5 separate regions of the Homo sapiens genome follow, and all the other regions are linked to region 2. A link is an interaction called in ENCODE POLR2A ChIA-PET data of the cell type or tissue named here. Cell type or tissue: MCF 10A. All regions are shown on one strand. Region 1 has its middle 83 kb from the start of N4BP1. Region 2 overlaps SIAH1 (siah E3 ubiquitin protein ligase 1). Region 3 holds the start of LOC105371240 (a long non-coding RNA gene). Region 4 has its middle 110 kb from the start of N4BP1. Region 5 overlaps N4BP1 (NEDD4 binding protein 1).

What was found. ChIA-PET counts read pairs that join two places held together with the same protein. Peaks named below come from ENCODE experiments on the same cell type or tissue, not always from the same donor. Only the 100,000 strongest peaks of a DNase experiment are listed, where the experiment ranks them.
Region 1: POLR2A ChIA-PET joins it to region 2 with 15 read pairs; 13 of 35 experiments call an interaction of 5 or more read pairs at or near these places.
Region 3: POLR2A ChIA-PET joins it to region 2 with 10 read pairs; 27 of 35 experiments call an interaction of 5 or more read pairs at or near these places.
Region 4: POLR2A ChIA-PET joins it to region 2 with 24 read pairs; 10 of 35 experiments call an interaction of 5 or more read pairs at or near these places.
Region 5: POLR2A ChIA-PET joins it to region 2 with 15 read pairs; 20 of 35 experiments call an interaction of 5 or more read pairs at or near these places.

Annotation. Positions count from the first base shown.
Region 1 is chr16:48,524,740-48,528,739 of GRCh38, reverse strand. No RefSeq gene overlaps it. Among named protein-coding and RNA genes, the nearest start is that of N4BP1, 83 kb to the left of the region's middle. RefSeq lists a silencer at 398-574. In MCF 10A, a CTCF peak has its summit at 2,051 (motif pointing right); a DNase peak (open chromatin) is centred at 2,049.
Region 2 is chr16:48,364,933-48,368,932 of GRCh38, reverse strand. The region is part of intron 1 of SIAH1 (siah E3 ubiquitin protein ligase 1); the gene reads left to right. Among named protein-coding and RNA genes, the nearest start is that of SIAH1, 18 kb to the left of the region's middle. RefSeq lists a silencer at 2,619-3,048 and an enhancer at 2,756-3,418. In MCF 10A, no CTCF peak of the experiment used is centred here; DNase peaks (open chromatin) are centred at 2,272 and 2,962.
Region 3 is chr16:48,621,014-48,625,013 of GRCh38, reverse strand. LOC105371240 (a long non-coding RNA gene) reads right to left here and starts at 1,577. Exons shown (of 4, transcript NR_188470.1): 1 at 1,411-1,577. In MCF 10A, a CTCF peak has its summit at 1,621 (motif pointing right); a DNase peak (open chromatin) is centred at 1,563.
Region 4 is chr16:48,497,072-48,501,071 of GRCh38, reverse strand. It overlaps the pseudogene MOCS1P1. Among named protein-coding and RNA genes, the nearest start is that of N4BP1, 110 kb to the left of the region's middle. In MCF 10A, no CTCF peak of the experiment used is centred here; DNase peaks (open chromatin) are centred at 1,071 and 1,581.
Region 5 is chr16:48,605,593-48,609,592 of GRCh38, reverse strand. The region is part of intron 1 of N4BP1 (NEDD4 binding protein 1); the gene reads left to right. Among named protein-coding and RNA genes, the nearest start is that of N4BP1, 2.6 kb to the left of the region's middle. RefSeq lists an enhancer at 233-282. In MCF 10A, no CTCF peak of the experiment used is centred here; DNase peaks (open chromatin) are centred at 882 and 2,392.

The sequences.
Region 1 (4,000 bases), 160 kb before region 2:
ACTCCAGCCTGGGTGACACAGAGCGAGACTCTGTCTCAAAAAACAAAAACAAACAAAGAAATCCCACTGTGATGACAATTCAATGGAGAACGGATATTCTTTTTAGCAAATAATGTGTCCACATGGTGGGCAGGCTCACTTTTAGATGGCTCCCAGGGTCCCTTGCCTTTTGGTGTTCACACCTTAGTGGAACCCCTCCCCTTGAGTATGGGTGGGACCTGTGATTTGCTTCTAATCAATAGAGCCTGACAAGCTACAGGAGGTCATTTTCATGATTATGTTACATTATATAAGATTCCATCTTGCTAGCTGACTACTCCAGACTCTCCTTGCTGGCTTGATTAAGTAAGCAGTTGTGTTTGGGAAGTCCATGTGACAGGGACTTGTAGGAGACCTCTAGGAGCTGTGAGTGACCAGCAGGGAGCTGGAGCCCTCAGTACTCCAGCTGCAAGGAAATGAATCCCACCAACAATCTGAATGAGCTTAGAACAGATTCTCCCCAGTCAAGCCTCCAGATGAGAACAAAGCCCAGGGACACCCTGATTGCAGCCTGGGGAGATTCTAAGAAGAGGATGCAGCCAAACTGTGCAGAGACTCCTGGCCCCACAGAAGCTGTGATAAAATAAATGTGTATTGCTTTAAGCTGCTAAGTTTGTGGTCCTTATGCAGCACAGAAAACTAATATAATCCATAAACCAAAAATGAACCTCCACCTATATTCATATCATATACAAAAATTAAATAGAAATGGATAATGGCCAGGTGCAGTGGCTCACGCCTGTAATCCCAGCACTTTGGGAGGCCAAGGTGGCGGATTACATGAGGCCAGCAGTTTAAGACCAGCCTGGCCAACATGGCAAAACCCCATCTCTACTAAAAATACAAAAATTAGCTGGGCATGGTAGTACAGCCACCCAGCTGTCTGTAATCCCAGCTACTCAGGAGGCTGAGGCACAAGAATCACCTGAACCCAGGAGGTGGAGGTTGCAGTGAGCAAAGATCCACTCCAGCCTAGGTGACAGAGCAAGGCTCTGTGTCAAATAAACAAAAAAAAGTGGATCATGTCTAAATGTAAAACTATAAAGCTTACAGAAAAAAAAATGAAAACACCGAATGTGGGTAGATATATTTGGACAGGGGGTAGCCAACATAGGAGCCCTGATGAGGGTGAGAGTGACGCAGGGAGAGCCTGGTTGAGGCCCATCAGGACTTGGGGTCTACAGTGCCTGAGGTGGTTTGGGGGCCCATAAGGACTTGGGGTCCACAGTGCCTGAGGTGGTTTGGGGGCCCGTAAGGGCTTGGGGTCTACAGTGCCTGAGGTGGTTTGGGGGCCCATCAGGACTTGGCAGTCCACAGTGCCTGAGGTGGTTTGGGGGCAGCAACAGCCTTGGCTCCAGGCTCTCTGGTCCCTCTTGTCTCCTCTCGCTTCTAGCCCCTAGTCCCCATATATTCTTTAGTCTGGTCCCAATCTGGTTGGCTTAGTTGATGCCACCCCATGGGCATCCTTCATAGGTGGCTTACCAGCATTTGGACGCATGGTCCCTGGGTCAGTGCACACCCTGGTGTAATCCATTTCCATCCTTGTGCACAGCCAGCCAGTTGCTGCCTCCTGGTGTGGGCCATGGAAGGGAAGCTGGACAAGAAAGGTCCAGTGAGGAGGAGCACATCAGAAAGGTTTCTTCTCTTTGCCTCAGTCTCCTCTGCTGCCCGACAAGGGGTTGATCCTCTTCCATGCCTGCATTCTGAGGTTACCTAGAGACAGGCCCAGGCTAGGGATCCTGTGGCCCTCTGGTGCTTCCCATGACAACCCTGTGGCCATTAGCCCCTGCCATGCTGCTGGGCTGCAAGCCCTGGCAAGGTGTAGTTGCCAGGAAGCCCCAGCTGAGAAGGCTGGCAAGCAACTCTGTCGAAGGTAGGTGGGAGAGGTGGTAGGGGCTGCTGAAAGCTACCTGGGAAGTGACAGGGCCTATTCCTTTCTAAGAAGCGCCTCCCAGGAAATAGGCAGCTCAGCCTTGAGTCATCACTGATAACCTGGGCCAAGGAGCCACCAGGTGGAGTCAACTCACCATCATCTGTGTGTGTCAGAGGTGCAGGGACCAGGAGAAGGGCGCACTGTCAGGTGAATGAACAGAATGGCGGCTTGTGACCCAAGTGGCACTTGTGGAGGGAAGTGCAAGGGGGTTCCACCAAGCCAGAGTTAAATGGAGGGTGCTGGGCACCCAGATTATGGGAGGTGGTGTCAGGTTTTATGCTCCCTTGGCTGATTCCCAGATCAGTCCCTACACAGCCCTAAAAAACAACCCCCACCTGCATTTTTTCACCTGCAGACCGAGCCGCCAGGGACCACCTGTATTCCGTTGCTTCCTAGAACACTTTGCCTTCCTCTATGCACAGCTTGGCACGTAGGGTTTCAGTGATGTCAACGTAAGCATAGCCTTAGCCCAGCACAGTGGAAGGATCAGCTAGCCAGTGGGTGGGGGCAGCGTGGGGTGGGAAATGTGACTCCTGGAATGTCCAAAGGTCAAGGAAACTTGTTTCAGGAAACAGGCTGACTGTTTCAGGGAATGCAAAAGGTAAATTTCACTGCATTTTATTCGTGGTCCTATAAACATGCCAACGTTTTCATCAAGCTAGAAAATTAGAATAAAGGAAACCTGGAACTAGGGATGGCAGGAGGGCACAGGGCACTCCCTTACCCCAAGCAAGGTCCATGCCACAGCACCCAACCAAGTTATGCTGGGTAGAGGGGAGGACGCCCCCTCCCCTGACCTCAGAAAAAGCCTCAGAGACAAGAAGACAAGGGAATTGGGTGGGAGCCTCCTGGGAGGGTACCGCCTCCAAGGAGAGATGGCGGCAAAGGTGCCTCCTGGGTCACCTAACGTGTCTGTTACTTGTCAGATGATGGTTGCTAAGGTATGGGTAGAGGGAAGCAGTTTGGGGTGGGGGTTGTTTGCGTATTTTGTTGTTTTGAGTCTTAGTCAACTTATATTCACTTCCAGTGACCTGAAGACGTCACGCTGCCTGCTTCCCTAGTGCTGATGAGGGGCCCTGGGGCAGTAACAGGAACCAACAGGTGCCTGAGCCTCAGGGTAACCTGGGAGTCTCCTTGGAGGAGAAACATGTGGGCCCTGTGGGAGTGGGCATGAAAGATGTGAGAGCACAGCCTGTGGGAGGGTGCCAAGGGACAGCACTGCCCATCCTCCAGGTGTGCCACAGGAAGCAGCTGGTGTGTCCAAAACAATGAGAAGAGGCCAAAGGAGACAAAGAGGAGGAAGTGCTGCCAGTGGATCAGAGTCTGAAATCCTCCCTGCACTGGTGGCCGTGGGGATCTACCCTTGGCTGCCACCTACTACTCTCTCCCCCTCCAGCCCCCTATACCACCTCACTCACTGTCACCTGCCGGTTCCCAGAAGGAGGAGACAGGACGTTCTAGGAAGGATTCAAATTCCACCTCCAGGTCACTGAGACAGGCTCCTGCCTCTTACCAGCTTCATTCATTCATTCATTCAAGGTTCATGTTTTGAACACAGAGCCAGGCACCATGCTGTGCTCACTGCTAGGGACAAAACAGTGGGCACAGCAGCCAAGGTTCCTGCCCTCGTGGAGCTAATGAGACGTCACTCAAATATGCATGCAAACAGGCATGGTGACAATGTGGTCAGTGCAAAGAGGAAACCAGTAGGGTGCTGTGAGCATCTCACAGAGGGAGGGGCAGGAGTGGGGAGTCGGCCCTCACATCTACTGCTGTGTAACAAATTACGCCCAAGAGCAGTGGCTTCAACAATGTTTATTATCTTCCACGTTACTGTGGGTCGGAAATGTAAAAAGGACACTGAGTCTGGCCTGTCTCTACTTCATGATATCTGAGGACTCAGATAGAGACTTGAAGGCTGGGTGCTGGGTGCTGGGATGACCCGAAAGATCATTCACTCCCTAGGGGCCTGGCTGGGGCCATCAGAGCTGGCGTTAGCCAGTTCTGGGAAGGTGCATTCCGGGCAGA
Region 2 (4,000 bases):
TCTGGGAACAAGAAAAGCCTTAAGTGTTTTGAATGGAGGAGTTTTATTTAATTAAGATTTCTAATGGAAAGAGCAAATTTGTAATCTGATACCTATAATTTTATTTTATATTTTATTGTTTCTAAGAATAATTTTTGTTTTACTAGAGATGGGGTAGTGATAATTGCATCCTACCCTTTCTTTTTTTTTTGAGATGGAATCTTGCTCTGTCGCCCAGGCTGGAGTGCATGCAGTGGCACGATCTTGGCTCACTGCAGCCTCCGCCTCCTGGGTTCAAGTCGATCTTGGCTCACTGCAGCCTCCGCCTCCCAGGTTCAAGTGATTCTTCTGCCTCAGCCTCCCAAGTAGCTGGGATTACAGGCACACGCCACCATGCCCGGCTAATTTTTGTATTTACTTAGTAGAGACAAAGTATCACCATGTTGGCCAGGATGGTCTTGAACTCCTGACCTCAGGTGATCCACCTGCCTTGGCCTCCCAAAGTGCTGTGATTACAGGCGTGAGCCACCACGCCCAGCTGTTTTTTGTTGTTGTTGTTTTTTACTAAATTAAGAATAAACATGTTTTACTTTTTGCTCATTTTGACTGTTTTCACAGTTGTTAATCAGACTAATCTTTATAAAGCAGTTTATTGTCCCCTTTGGAGAAAATACAGCTAAAAATCACCAGTATCCTCATATAGGTAACTGATTCATTGGTCTGATGTTGTAGCCCTCTTGGTTTCTCACCCCGTCCCTCACGTCTGTGTTCTATTTGTAACTTCATTTACAATATATTATGATTTTTTTCCATATCTGACTACATTTCTCCATTTTAAACTTTTATAAGTAATTTATAAAAGGAAACAAAGATTACCACGTGGAATTGAGAATAAAAGTTTATCTTTCTACTGTTAAGTATGCTAAGGTGGTAAAGCAATGGCTGAATGCTCTGAAATTACTAAGACAACATTAAAGGCTGATTCTAAAATGTTTTTGTTTAGATTGACATCTACTTAAACTATATACCAAACTGGGCTTGGGACGTAGGCTTTAGAAAGTGTAGGTAATAGTGCATTCTTGCTAAGTTTTGGATTTTTGCCAGTTTTGGATTCTATGGGCTTGTCTTAAGGTACTTCTGTGAACTTTTCAGCTTTTTGTAAAACTAGTGTAAATATTCTACCTAGTTGAGAATTAAGGTTTATTGTGCTAAAAATTAAATGGTGGTTGATTCTTGGCAGACATGTTTGATCACCTTTGCAAGGTTAAGGCATCTTTTGGAGTGTGTTTCTTGGAATCTACAAATTCTGAGTCTGTGACTAATTGATGACTTGGCAATTAAATCAGGTCTCAGCTGAAAACTTAAATATTCTGGAATATGTACCATCCATGATACACATAAATTACCCATCTCAATCTAGACAAAAGCCAGTTGAGGCTGGAAACAGTCCAGTTTTACAGCTCAACAACTGGTGGAGCCGGGGTCTGAATCCAAGTGTAGATGACTCTAGAATGCTTCCACTTTTCTGACTTAATTAAGTAGAGGGGCCTGTCCATAGATCAGTGGTTTTCAGAGTGTGCTGTAAGGCTCTGTACAGATCTTTTGGAGTTTGGTAAACAGTGAAATATCTTTTGCTTGAGAAATAATCAGTCATCTTTTTGTTGTATACATTTTGGTTCTGTTTGGAAGAGTTTCTCTATATGAAATTTTCTTCTCTAGGGAAATTTAAGACCTGTCGAATGAAAAAATATTAGAAAATAAAAATATAGACTGGGCACAGTGGCTCAGCACTTTGGGAGGCCAAGGCAGGCTGATGGCTTTAGCCCAGGAGTTCGAGACCAGCCTGGGCAACATGGGGACTCCCTATCTTTACAAAGAAAATTAACGAGAGTGGTGGTGCCAGCCTGTGGTCTTAGCTACTGGGGAGATTGAGGTGGGAGGATTGCTCGAGCCCAGAAGACCGAGGCTGCGGTGAGTGGAGATTGTGCCACTGCACTCAGACCTGGGCAACAGAGTGAGACCCTGTCTCAAAAAAAAGGAAAAAAAGTAGTTGTGGGGCTGACTGTGTCTATTTTCAATTATATTTCTTTTCCTAATGCTGTTTTGTGTAGCCTGTATTGTAAAACGAGGTTGAGGTGATTGAACACACTTAATAGAGTGAGGAAGTGGTTAGAGTTAAAATTTCCTGCTGAAAGTGGGTAATCTGCAATTCCTTGCATTGGGTTCACTCCTCACTGCCAACTCTTGCTGCATTTTGAGGCTGCCCTAAGCATGATGTAATGACAGGTTAAACCTCTGCACGCACTAGCTGATGCAATGCAAATCTGAGGCGCAGGACTTTATTGGGGCAAGGGTAGTGCTTGTTTAAAAACAAAACAAGCTACTCTGCGTTTAATGAGGCCATTTAAGATGGCTTTCCCAGAGTGGGAAGAGAGTATAATCTCTTAGGAGGTTTAAGTAGGAGTTTAATGTGGCAGAAGTGTGCTTACTACTTTTCCTGCAAAGTCTTTTCACAGTGGGTAAGGAGAGTTTAAAATATAGTGCTGATAGGAGTAGAAATGAAGTGAGCTAGAATTGAGGAAATATGGTAGTTGATGCCCGGTAAATAGCCGTTGAATGAATTAGGGAGAATGTTTTCACTCTAAAAATTTAGAGTTCGCACGATAAACCTGGAGCGTAGCGCCAGTGTGGCCACGCATTTCCCAGATACGCTGTAGCTCTTAGATCGAAACCATAAGAAACTGCCGATATTCGACTGTTCTGACCTACCGAAAATAGCGTGGTTCCACCTAATTTTAAACTGGTGGAAATGCTGAGGAAGGTTCGATGTCGCTGGGGTGGGATGGGGTCAACGGCGGGGTGGCGGGGGCTCCCCCACGCCCCCGGCCTTTGGCTGGGGGGCGGGGCTTGCGGGCACGGCCCCACCCTTGCGCGAGCAAGACGGGCATCGCCCTGTGCGCCGCGCGCCCTGAACTGGCCCTGGCGCCCCGGGTTGGAGTAGGCGTTCCCAACGCAGGCCCAGCCCCGGCCGAGGCTCCAAATGGCTCTCCCGGCAGGCAGGCTCCTGCAGTAACTCTTGAGCTGGCTCAGGGAGCGCACTTCCTTCTCAGCCAGCGCGTCGCCCCCTGCATCCGTGGCCTCCACTGGAGCTGGGCAGGACCCTACCCAGTGAATCTGGAGAAAACAAACTTGGGAGACAGACGAAAGCTTAGGGCACATTGGAGGACAGCGCAGCTGTGGCTCCCATTTTTGGAGATGCAGTCGAATTTGAGCTCACAGGGAGGTGTGGTTGCCTCCTGGGGATGGAAAGGCTTCCTTTCTCCACCTCTGTAACTGGTGCTTCTGAGAAGTAAATGGTATTTGGATCCTGACCTCAGACGCGAATTTGGGTCTTCTGTGCTTAGGAGCAGAAAGAGCCCAGGAGGGGCCTGTTCCTTTACTTCTTGGGGGAAACGCAATGCGTGGCCTGACTTCTCATGACGGGAAAGGCTACTCCACCTTCTCTGTACTCCTGGAGGGGAGTCTTGTTCACATGTTTACCAGCGGCCAGGACAAGGAAGAGAAAAGGTATTGACATTAAGAGGATGGTTTGCTGAGGCTGTGAAACTTGAACGCTATTAGTCAGTGGAACCTGCCTGGCTTAGGGAATGGCTGCAGCAGAATCGAGACGTTTCCGAGGTTCTCAGTCATGTTTCATTTGGGCTGCTGTTCTTTTTTCTGTTTAAATCAAACTTCAGGTTACGTCATGACTTCTGCAGGGCTGTCCTTGGTTCCTACTGCAGGGCGCCTGTGTGGTTGGGATTCCTTTTCTGTTTCAAGATGGAGCTGGGTTCCACCCTTGGAGCTTTGAGAGGCTTTAGCAGTTGCTGTCCTGTAATACCTCCGTTCCCAAGAAATACCGTTCACATTTCGCTTCTTTTTCACACTTTGAATAGGAGTTAAAATGTGCTTTCTGTAGTGTTTGGAAAATGGCAAAGATATATTGTAATGTGAGCCCGAACTGTTGTTGATAAATGTATAA
Region 3 (4,000 bases), 260 kb before region 2:
GGCATTGGAAAAGTCAAGTAAGTTCTCTAAGTCTTTGTCTCCCCATTCTTTTTTTTTTTTTTTTTTTTCAAGACAGGGTCTTGCTCTGTCGCCCAGGCTGAATAGTGCAGTGGCTCAATCTCGGGTCACTGCAGCCTTGACCTCCCCGGCTCCAGCAATCTTCCCATCTCAGCCTCCCGAGTAACTGGGACTACAGGCATGCGCCATGTCTGGCTAGTTTTTGTACTTTTGGTAGAGACAAGGTTTCGCCATGTTACCCAGGCTTCCCCGTTCTTCAAAATGCACATGAAAATGATGTCCATCAAAGCATTCCCGGGAGCATTAAATGAGAATTCTTGTAAAGCAAGGAGCACATAATCTAGCCCAAGAGCGCTGCGAGTTCACAGTGACTCTTTATTTTGCACTGCACTTGGAAGAATGTTGGACAAAGCGCGTGCCTTGGAAGCCAGGGCAGGAGTTCTCAACCTATGGAGCACCAGGAACACCTGGGGTTCCTGTTAAAAATATCCATGCCAAGAGTCCCACCCCAAACCCACTGAGCCAGAATCTAATAGAGGTGGATGGAACCTAAGCTACTGCTACTGTATTTTAACACCCTGCCCCTCTTTTTTTTTTTTTTTTTTTTGAGGTCGAGTCTCGTTCTATCACCCAGGCTGGAGTGCAGTGGCGGATCTCTGCTCACCACAACCTCCGCCTCCCGGGTTCAAGCGATTCTCTTTCCTCAGTCTCCCGGGTAGCTGGGACTACAGGCACGCGCCACCATGCCCTGCTAATTTTTGTATTTTTAGTAGAGACGGGGTTTCACTATGTTGGCCAGGCTGGTCTCGAACTCCTGACCTCGTGATCCGCGCCCCCCCCCCCCCCCGCCCAAGGCCTCCCAAAGTGCGGGGATTACAGGCGTGAGCCACCGCTCCCAGCCCACCCTACCCCTTTAATTCGGGCACATCAAAGCTGAGAACAGCTAGATGGAGATGCCCTGTGTCCTTCGGTGTCACTTCTGGGCCTCCGGAGGTGGCAGGCCCAGGCAGACTGACGTGCTAAGGTTGTCGTTCTAGATGCTGAGAAGTTCTGGAGTCATCACCAGACAGTGTTAAGAAAGAGAGCTTTGGGGAGTAATTTCCCTCATGTGACCTGAGGGCGGGGGTAGGGATGGAGGAAGTCGCCCTCCCCGCTCTGACATCTGATCACCTTCTGTCCACTTGAAGCAGCAAAAAGAGGGTGCAAAGTCCCCGTTGCATTTTACTGAGCTTCTGATGCACTCCCCCACCTCCCCAGCTGCTCTCTCCACATTCGAGGAAGCAGCGCGGGTAGCAGCTGACCCAGTCGCCCCTGGTTGCCTGGAAGTGCCCTTCCAAGCTTTTTTGTCAGAGAGAAAAAACAAAAGCCAAGCTCGGGGCTGTGGGTGCTTACCAACTTTCTTTCGGTTCCCTCCGAAATCCCTCCCATTTGTGGGAGGCGTTTTCTGCCAGTCACCCACGTCCATTTGGTTTGCATCCCAATTCGGCCTTGCCACCGGCTCCCAGAAGCTCTGCGTGCTGCGGGTGGCCCCGGCGTCTACCTCGCGCTCGGGTGGAAAGAGCTGGGACGGCCTCGCAGACTGCGCTGGCGCCGCGAGAACAGCAGGTGGCGCCACGGACCCAAGGCGCCCTGAGCCGGGAGCGCTTCCTGGAGAGAGCAGGAGTGTCTGTGTTCACAGGAGCTCAATAAATGCTTGATAGGTATGTGTGAGAGCTGAAAGTTTCCCGCTGCACTCTGTGTCCAGGTCTAAGCAGAAAAGCTGGCAGGAGGGTGAAAAAGCGAGTGTCCAGGGGTGGGAGTTGAACAATGGGAACACACCTGGACACAGGGAGAGGAACATCACACACCGGGTCCTATCGGTGGGTGGGGGGCAAGCGGAGGGGGAGCATTAGGACAAGTACCTAATGCATGCGGGGTTTAAAACCTAGATGACGGGTTGATAGGTGCAGCAAACCACCATGGCACATGTATACCTATGTAACGAGCCTGCACGTTCTGTACATGTATCCCAGAACTTAAAGTCAAATAAAAATTAAAATTAAAATTAAAAAAAAAAAAGCGAGTGTCTCCGCAGGAAGGGCGGGCGGACCCTCCGCCTTGCAGAAATGGGGAAGCCTGGCCCGGGAGCAGGGAAGGCCGCGCAGCACCAGGAGCGGAGGGGCCAGGACTCGGTCGCCAGCTCGGTGGTCTTAGACCCTACACGGGCTTCCCCAAAGACCTGCGGCTGCTAGCAACCCCCACCCCAGGGACAGAGTCCTCGGTCCTGGGGCACCAACTGAGAATTTCCCACTCTGAGTCATTTACATCCCCTTGATGATTTTGGACGTACCTACATGTCACCTGAAATATGACTCAGTTATTTTTTTCTTCAACTCAACTGTTTAAAGTTAAATGTAGGCCAGGTACAGTGGCTCATGCCTGCAATCCCAACAGTTTGGGAAGCCCAGGCTGGAGGATCTCTTGAGGTCAGAAATTTGAGAGCAACCTGGGCAACATAGCAAGACCTCATTTCTCAAAAAAAAAAGAAAAAATTCAGAGCAGGAGTGTAAGTTTATTTAAAAGGCTTTAGAACAGGAAAGAAAGGAAAGGAAAGTATGCTTGGAAGAGACCCAAGCAGGCACCGACATCAAATGCCCATTTTTTTTTAATTAGCCAGGTGCAGTGGTGCACACCTGTAGTCCCAGCTACTCAGGAGGCTGAGGTAGGAGAATCGCTTGAGCTTAGGAGTTAGTTCAAGGCTGCAGTGAGCCGAGATCATACCATTGCACTCCAGCCTGGGCGACAGAGCAAGACTCTGTCTCTAAAATAAACAAACAAGAGTTATCTGTATTAAAAAAAAAAAAGTAAATAAGTAGAGCTAAATATAAGGGAAATAGTTTATTGCTATACTAACTAGAAGCCCAGTATTTCTCACCAAAACATAAGAGAACTATAAAAATAAATACACAACAGTCATGATTTCTTACAAGTCTGTCAGTTTACCGCTGAAAAGCAACTGGTATCTCATCAGTGCTGTGTTTTCCACACTTGAGGAAAATCAGGGATTCCAGCGCAGAAACCAACAGGAATTCTGAATGAAATGAGGTAACAGGTGGTGAAAGGAAAGCCAAGCAAAGCCGGAGAGAGAGGGGTTCAACCCTGACCGACATTCTGTGCCGGGCAGCAGATTCCAGGGCTTCTTGCAAGATGCACGTTCTTCCGGAAACTGCAAGTTATTTTTGACTGGTAAGCTGGAGGGGAAGGGTAGAGGCCCAGTTTCCTGTGAGCCCACCCCACCCCTGAGGTCTGATGCCAAGCTGATGGCATCACAGGGTCAGGTAGTCCCAAGAGGTCACCTGGCTGGCCTCCCATATCTGGTGACCAATCACCTGTCCCACAACCTTCTTGAGGGGTCTTCCTCCCTCTGCCCCAGTGCATTGCTGCTGTGGAGGCAGCTGCAGGGAGGCAGGACCCAGGGCAGCTGGCCAGACAAGTGAGTGCAGGGAAGATAGAGGAGGTGGAGTGGCCCTTCCCCAGACACAGCTTCAGTGAGCCTGTGATTGAAGAGGTGTCTGCACTGGGTTACGCTGTAGGGAAAGATAACCATGGGACTGTGGGCAAGGCACTTCCCCTCTTGCTCTTGGCTTCCTCTTCTGTAAATTAAAGAAGGTGGGTCAAACAGGACCTTGTAGTGAAGAGTCGTCTCCAAGCACCTCTCCAGCCTGAGACTTGGGGCTGTTAGAGGGAGGAATTGCCTGGCCAACCGTGTCTTTCAGTGCATGCAGTTGGTTTTTTTTTTCTTTTAAAGACAGGGTCTTGCTCTGTTGCCCAGGCTGGAATGCAGTGGCCTGATCATGGCTCACTGCAGCCTCGAAATCCTGGGCTCAAGTGATCCTCCCACCTCAGCCTCCCAAGTAGCTGGGACTACAGGCACCCACCACCATGCCCAGGTAGTTATTTTATGGTTTACAGAGATAGGGCCTTGCTGTGGTGCCCAGTCTGG
Region 4 (4,000 bases), 130 kb before region 2:
ACATGAGGAAATCCCCGCCTCTACAAAAAAAATAAAAATAAAAAAATTAGCCGGGTGTTGTGGCACACACCTGTAGTCCCAGCTACCTGGGAGGATCGCTGGAGCCTGGGAGGCAGAGTTGAAAGTGAGCCGAGATCGTACCACTACACTCCAGCCTGGGTGACAGAGTGAGACCTTGTCAGAAAAAAAAAAGAAGAAGAAGAAGAAGACAGAGAGGAGAGAACGAAAGAAAGAAAGAAAAGAAAATCGAGAAAGAAAGAAAGGGCCGGGCGCAGTGGCTTACGCTTGTAATCCCAGCACTTTGGGAGGCCGAGGCGGGTGGATCGCGAGGTCAGGAGTTCGAGACTAGCCTGACCAACATGGTGAAACCACGTCTCTACTAAAAATACAAAAATTAGCTGGGCGTGGTGGCGGGCGCCTGTAATCCCAGCTACTCGGGAGGCTGAGGCAGGAGAATCACTTGAACCTGGGAGGCGGAGGTTTCAGTGAGCCGAGATCACATCACTGCACTCCAGCCTGGGCAACAGAGCAAGACTCCATCTCAGAAAAAGAGAAAGAAAAGAAAATATGTCTACATTTTGTTTTTAAGTTGCATTTTGTAGGAGTTGAAACTGGATTCTTCAGGAGCAGTTGCTCAGAAATCTTGAATTTGAGGCCTTTCATACTCATTTGCAGGAAGAAAGTGTTCTCCCCAGGAAAATGGATTGCTCAGCTGAAAGCATAAACTTCTATTTTGATATCTGCAGAGTTCATGTACACGTGGCTGTGTACATTTGTCCTACTGGTTTGGAATTTAGATCTGGATTGATGTGACAGCTTACTGCTGTTTAACACTCTCCTTTCTCTTGCTAAAAAGCTCTTAAATGGTTTTAGAGGTTATTTGTGAGTTATGACATGCTCCTCACTTTTTCAGGGTTATGAAAAACATTGTGTTAGTCATGAGCCTGAAGAATTATAAATGTGTGATTTTAGTTAAGAATGTGCTTTTTATTTTTCTTTTTTCCTATTTACTTAGAAGCTAGTTTTCAGTCTCTGACATCACGTTGGCAGACGCCAGCAGGAAAAGAAAGGGATTTAATTTGGCAGCTTGCCTGGAAATAAGAGAGAAAAGTTCTTGCTTACATGAGTTGCTAGCTTATCCAAGGCTACAAAGAAAGAAAGATTCTTATGTCACTTTTTTCCTTTAAATTTTCTTTAAAAATTTTACCAAAGTAATACAGATACATTTAAAATATATATATATATGTATGTCTCAAAGGATCCAGAAGGACTAATAATGAAAAACAATTGCCCTCCCAAGTCCTCTTCCTGCTCCTAAGAAGGAGTCTCTTTCAACTTTGCCTTTTGATGGATCCTTCCATGCCTCTAATACTCAGCTTATAAAGCTGTTTCTGTGTTTTTTTTTAATTTTTATTTATGAGGTATAATTCACATACCATTAAATTCATCCTTTTAAAGAGTGCAATTCAGTGGGGTTTTGTATATTCATAAAGTTGTGCAACTATCACCACTATCTAGTTTTAGGATGTTTTCATCATGCCAAAAGGAAACCCGATATCCATTAGGCAATCATTCCCCATTGCCCCTCCCCCAACCCCAGGCAACTACTCATCTATTTACTTACTTACTTTATTTATTTATTTATTTATTGCATATGCAAAGTTGGCATCGTAGCTTTATTTGTGCACTGTGAGGGTGAAGGCAATCTATCGTCAACTCTTCTTTCCCTGATATGCTCCAGAATAAAGAGGGGTGGGTGGAACAGCCATGAGCAGGGCCAGTTGTGGGCTATGTGGTCTGTCAGGAGTCCTTAGGGCTGTGGCCCACGTGTTCACATCCCGTTTCAGAGGAGGGGGGCCTGAGAAAAGGGGGCCAGCAGGACCAGGCAACTGTTAAGCTGAAAAGCTGCAAGTTTGATGGGACATAGACTTGGGCAGAAGGGAGATAAAGTCAGGACAGGGCAGGGCTGTGGCTTCACAGACTTAGGGAGGCAGAGCTGCTGGGGAGATGCATTCTTCAGGCAAGCTTGGGCTTTACTCTCCTCAAAGTGGGTTCCTCCGCTTAATGAGCCCTTAATCTCTCCCCAGGAAAGTAGGAGAAGAGAAAACCCAAAATGAGAAGGAACATTTCTGGGCTGGACTGTCTGAGACTGTTTGTCTGAAATAGTCCAGAAAGAACATGATTTCTCAGTTATCTAGCATTGCTTGTTGCAGTCTGGCTCCCATGAACTTAGTGTCCTGGAAGGCTTAAGGGCCTCCTGGTATCCTCCCTATAGAAAGGAAGCCCCATTGGTCATTAAAGATCATCTAGCAGCAGGCCTAGTAGTAGAGCAGGCTGACTTCAGGTTTACTGCTCAAGGTAAACAGTGACTGTGATGAAAGGAACTTGATGTCTTTCCCTCAGCTTAAATTGCACCCCATCTTCAGACCTGGCTGGGCCATGGGTGAGAAGGGCAGAAGCTAAACCCAATGGAAGTCCCCCCACTGAACTCCAGTCTTGCTAATGAGCTTGATCTCCTCCAACACGATGTCCCTGCTGATAGCCTTGCACATGTCACACAGGGTGAGGGCGGCCACTGCAGCAGAGGTCAGGGCCTCCATTTCCACCCTGGTGGGGGCCCCGAGCCTGGCAAGATGCCCAGATCTCCACAGCATGGCATGTGCTGTCCAGCTCCAGCTGCACCTGGACGTGGCTCAGGGCCACGTGGTGGCACAGAGGGATCAGCTGGCTGGTCACCTTGGCTGCCCGGACTCCAGCCAGCTGGGCCACCACCAGGGCATCTCCTTTCTTGAGCTGGTTCTGCTGGACAAGCTTGAAGGCTACAGGCCCCAGGATGACCATGGCTGAGGCCACAGCCAACCACTCTGTGTCTGGCTTCCTGCCCACATCTACCATAGCTTCCCGTCCTTCCAAATCCACATGAGTTAGTTGTTCTGAGTTTAGCTGGTGTCCTGAGGGGGCAGCAGGAGCCCAGGAACCTGGGCTAAGGCACTTTGAGTTGGCATCTGAGTCTGCATGGGAAGTGTAGTGTCTCTGAAAGGAGCCAGAACCTAGCTGCTGCTGGGCTAGAAGAGGGGTCTGGGGTACCCTGTATCCTTTCCATAAAGTGGCCATCTGACTGGAGAAATTCATTCTGGATCTCAGACCTTGAACATGGAGGGGGTCCCAGGAGGAAATGCTTGGATTGGCTGGTGGGGAATCGTGGAACATCAAAAATGTCTTGATGGGGGTCACCCACCGATGAGGATCATGGGCCAGTTCTTCATCTGGGAAATACTGAACATGCCTGCATGCTGCTGCTTCTTCCTGCCCACGGCAGCGCCAATGATTCTCAGCAGCTCCTGCTTGGAGGCCCCAGATCACAGTGATCCCGTAGAGATACCTCAGAGTTTCCAAAGAGGCAGACCTTGAGGTTCCCGTCAGCTGTGATTTGCAGGTGGTTGCAGGTCCCACAGAAATGCTCAGACATGGACATGATGAAGCTGATCTGGCCTTGGAAGCCAGGGATTTTAAAGGCCTTGGCTGTCCTGGATTCCTGCTCTGACAGCTTCTCCAACTCTGGCCACAGCTGCCATACAGTTTCTAGCATCTCCTTATAGCGACCATCTTCTTGAAGTTCCACTTGTTGCCATCAAAGGGCATGTACTCTATGAAGGCCACGTCCAGGGGGAGGCCCTTGATCAAGGCCGCAAAGTCCAGGAGTTCATCCTCGTTAAGGCCTCGCGTCACCACACAGTTCACCTTCACAGGGTTGTAGCCTGGCTCATTGGCCTTGTGGATGCCCTCCATGACCTTGTGGAAGCCTTTCCTGCGGACAATGAACTCAAACTTGGCAGGCACCAGTGTGTCCAGGCTGATGTTGATGGCGCTGAGACCAGCCCTCTGAAGCTGGGGCAGCAGCCGGGCCAGGTTGATGCCATTGGTGGTGACACCAATGGTCCTCAGCCCTTCCAGTCGCTGGAGCTGGGCCACAATGTCCACCTCGTCCGGCTGGATGAGC
Region 5 (4,000 bases), 240 kb before region 2:
CGGAGCCTCAGTTTCCCCATTTGTAAAGTGGCGCTGACGAAAGTACCTACCTCAGAGGGCTGTCGCGAGGATGAAAGTGGGGGATGTGTATGAAGCGCAGGCACAGCGTGTGGCACGGATCGGGTGCGCTGCGCATGTCGCCTGTTGTTGTCAGTTCCCCGGCCCCCAGGATGGTACGCAAGGCCTGTTGCTGGGCCCGCAGCCTCGTCCACCACCTAAGCCTTTATCCCCCAGTCCCGGGCCTCCACTACTGCAGTTCTGAGCCTTTTTGGGATCTCAGTTCCTCTTGAGAATCGGAAAAAAACTATTAATAGTAATAAAACGCTCGGAGAATGTCAGAAAGAAAGGATTTATGTTTACCTATTTTTTTCTATTTGAGACAGGGTCTCACTCTGTCACCCACAGTGGAGTGCAGTGTGGCGCGGTCTCAGTTCACTGCAGCCTCGACTTCCCGGGCTCAAGTGATCCTCCCACCTCAGCCTCCCGAGTAGCTAGTACTATAGGAGCGCGCCACCACGCCCGGCTCATTTTTTTTTTTTTTTTTGGTAGGGGATTTCACTATGTTGCCCGGGCAGGTCTCGAACTCTTGGACTCAAGTCATCCTCCCATCTCGGTCACCCAAAGTGCTGGGACTACACGCGGGAGCCACCCCGGCCGGATATTTAATATGTTAACAAAAAATAGCGTTATTCTTTGTATTGATATTACCTACAACTAACATTTACATAACGCTTAAGAACATCACAGGTTGCTTCAGAAGGAATGTGCAGCCCTTATGGCTTCTAATAAGGTAGATTTTATCCTCCCCACCACCACCCCGCCTTTTTTTTTTTTTTTAATTAACAGCTGGGGAAACTGAAACTCAAAGTGGTGACTCACCTTCTGCCTAAATCAGCATTTCAGACCTCTTCAGCACCTCTATCTACTTCCCCCCCTTTCCAAACCAAAAAGCAACACAGTATGTTGCTCCTCCTAGGTAACCAAGTTTCTCTAGGTTTTTCCATCTCCTAAGTAGGGCAGCAGGATTCAGACCTAGGGAGTTTGTTTCCAGAGCCTTCGTTCTTGATACTTGCCTCTCATATGATGAGCCCTGTCTGCGGGGTGGGCAGGAAGGGCCCTCTTTTTGCATCCTGCTTTGTCAAGTAATGTCAGTGTCCTTGAATCTGAGTAGTCGTATCTCCTGATGTTCTTAGATTTAACAAAAAATCGTGAGTGTTTGCATTTCACATCCTTAAAGGAGACGGGGCACTCAGCTGTGTAGTTCTTCAAAGCTTAACTTAAAACATTGTAGGCCGGGCGCGGTGGCTCACGCCTGTAATCCTAGCACTTTGGGAGGCCGAGGTGGAAGGATCACGAGATCAGGAGATTGAGACTGTCCTGTGTCACACGGTGAAAACCGTGTTCTTGAGAATCGGAAAAAAACCATTAATAGTAATAAAACGCTCGGAGAATGTCAGAAAGAAAGGATGTATGTTTATTTACCTATTTTTTTCTGTTTGAGACAGGGTCTCACTCTGTCACCCACACTGGAGTGCAGTGGCATCTCTACTAAAAATACAAAAAATTAGCCCGGCGTGGTGGTACGCGCCTGTAGGCCCAGCTACTCGGGAGGCTGAGGCAGGATAATCGCTTGAACCCGGAAGGCAGGTTGCAGTGAGCTGAGATCGCGCCACTGCACTCCAGCCTGGGCGACAGCACGAGACTCCGTCTCAACAAAACAAAACAAAACAAATCAGAAAGCCAGCATTGTAGATATAGAACCAAGTTTGCTTTCCTGGGCTTAACTTTTTTAGTCAGTTGGATTGCAGACAGCTGGTCTAAGGCGCATTCCCCTTCGTCCATTCTCCCCAGCTATCCAATCTTCTGCACTTCTCAGGGCTTAAAAGCTTGACATGATTAAGTCCTGCTTTTTCTTCTGAAAATCTCTTACGTGCATTCATTCCTTTCCTTTCTATTGCCTTTGCTGCGGTTAAGACTTTCATTCCTGTGTGTCCCCTCCCTTGCTCCATTGCCTTTACTCATTCATTGCTCCCTCCCTCCCTGGTTCAACTTGTGTTAGAGTAATCCTCCTGCAAAAAGTCATTCTCCTGCCCTGGAACCTACTAGAGCCTCCTGTCACCTGTCTCATTCAGCCTAAACTCCTCCTCTGACTTACAAAACGATTAATCCAACCCCACTTTATTTTTCCAATGTTCTGGTTTAGCACCTTTCAGCTTAAATCTCCACTGTAGTAGTCTCTGCCTTTGCTGTGCGTTCTGCCTCCTCTGGGTTCTGCTTTTGCTCAAGACTCATCGCAAGCATGGAGAATGACTCCTTTGCTATGCAGAAGAGCCCTGCTGGTCCTGCCAGACCTGCCCAATGCCTGTTTTCTTGGCTGTCCTTGCCACACAGTTTAGCCAAGCTGTTTGGGAAAGGTGTGTCTTACAGTTTCTTGCTAGTATGTGCTCCTGCTTGTTGATCTTTGTGATATGTATTACTCATAAGTCAACCCTCCCACTTGTAAGAAATTCTTTTTTTTCTCCCCTTGAGACTCATAGGTAAGAGTTGAATGCCACAATCAGGGCTTTTTTGTTCTGAATTTGTTTTGGAGTTTGTTTTACTTTCTTGAAGGAGGAGAAAACCATTATTTTGATTTTAAAAACTAAGAACAGGAAAGCAAATTTGATCCAACATCTATAATATTTTAAGTTAGGCTGTGGAAGAGCAGCAGATTTAGAGGAAGGAAGATTTAGAGCAAAGAAGAGTTTTTCAACTATAGTGTCTCTGCTCAAAATAAGATAAGATGAACTGTCTTGTGTCCCACCAAGTGGTTTGCTTGTGTTTTGCCTTTAAAATGTGAATTCACTGCCTTTTGCAAATGCTAGAGTAGAGAAGAATGTGGAGCTTAGTTAGGTGGGCCTCCAATGACTGCAGAGGGGCGAAATGGAAACTACTAGTAGACAGTGATAGTGCGCATGCAGGTTGAAAAACAGGCACTGACTCTGTACCAGTGACCACTTTTGTTAAAGGGAAGATTTGTCGTAGAAAGCAGTACTTCAGCTGGCTTTTGAAGAGCCAAATATTCCCAGGTACCTGACCTTCCAGACAGAGGTGGTTGTGGAGCAAAGGCCCAGAAAACATGGAGTGTCATGGTAAAAGGTGTCCAGGTGCTCCTGGGAAAGATGAAGGCTGAGGTACCAAAATGCCAGGCTAAGGTCATTGGACCTTATTTAATAGTCAGTGAGGATTTTGAGAAGCATGGAATCTTCCTGAAACAGAAGACCAACAGTGAAATGAACATTGTTGCAAGTTAGCCTTGGGCATGAGGGGGTAGGGGGTGGTAAGGTTTTTACAGGGACAGGGCAGCTGTGTGGTGGATGTAGGGATTTAGGGGTCGGTTTTAAGCCAGGTGGCAGGAGGGATGGTTAAGTTGTTTGACCTATTGACTGGTGGGGCCACCAGCTCATCAACATTTAAGGAAGACTTCTCTGGTGCCAGGGAGTGTATTGACGGTTGCCCCTTGACCTCAAGAATCACGTTGCCTCTTAGGGGAGACAGACATGGGGAAGATACAGTAAAGTGTGATACATACAACAACTGCAATGTGTGCAAGGTGTTTCTGTAACACAGGAATGGAAGGGTTGCTCTGCCAGCCGGTTTCCTAGGTAGCAGGGAGGTCCTGGCAGAGGGAAGAAGCTGTGTGCAATCACAGGGGCATGGAAGAGGGCAGTTGCATCACAGATTCCTCCAGTGGATCACAAAGTGCTTGGGGCCTGCTGAAGAACATGGATTTTACCTGCAAGTAGTCAGTGGAGAGTCGTGGAAGAGTTAGGGGGACATGAGAAATTTACATTTCCACAAATGCCTCAGTGTTTACACCTCTGGGCTGGGGCTGCTCAGTGTGGTCTGTTGCTGGTTTTCAATAGTAAGAGTACAGAAATTGAAAATAAGGGTTGAGTAACTTTTATGCAATTTGGCATTAATACAGGGGCTAGAGAGGCAATGTCTAAGAGTGAGAAGT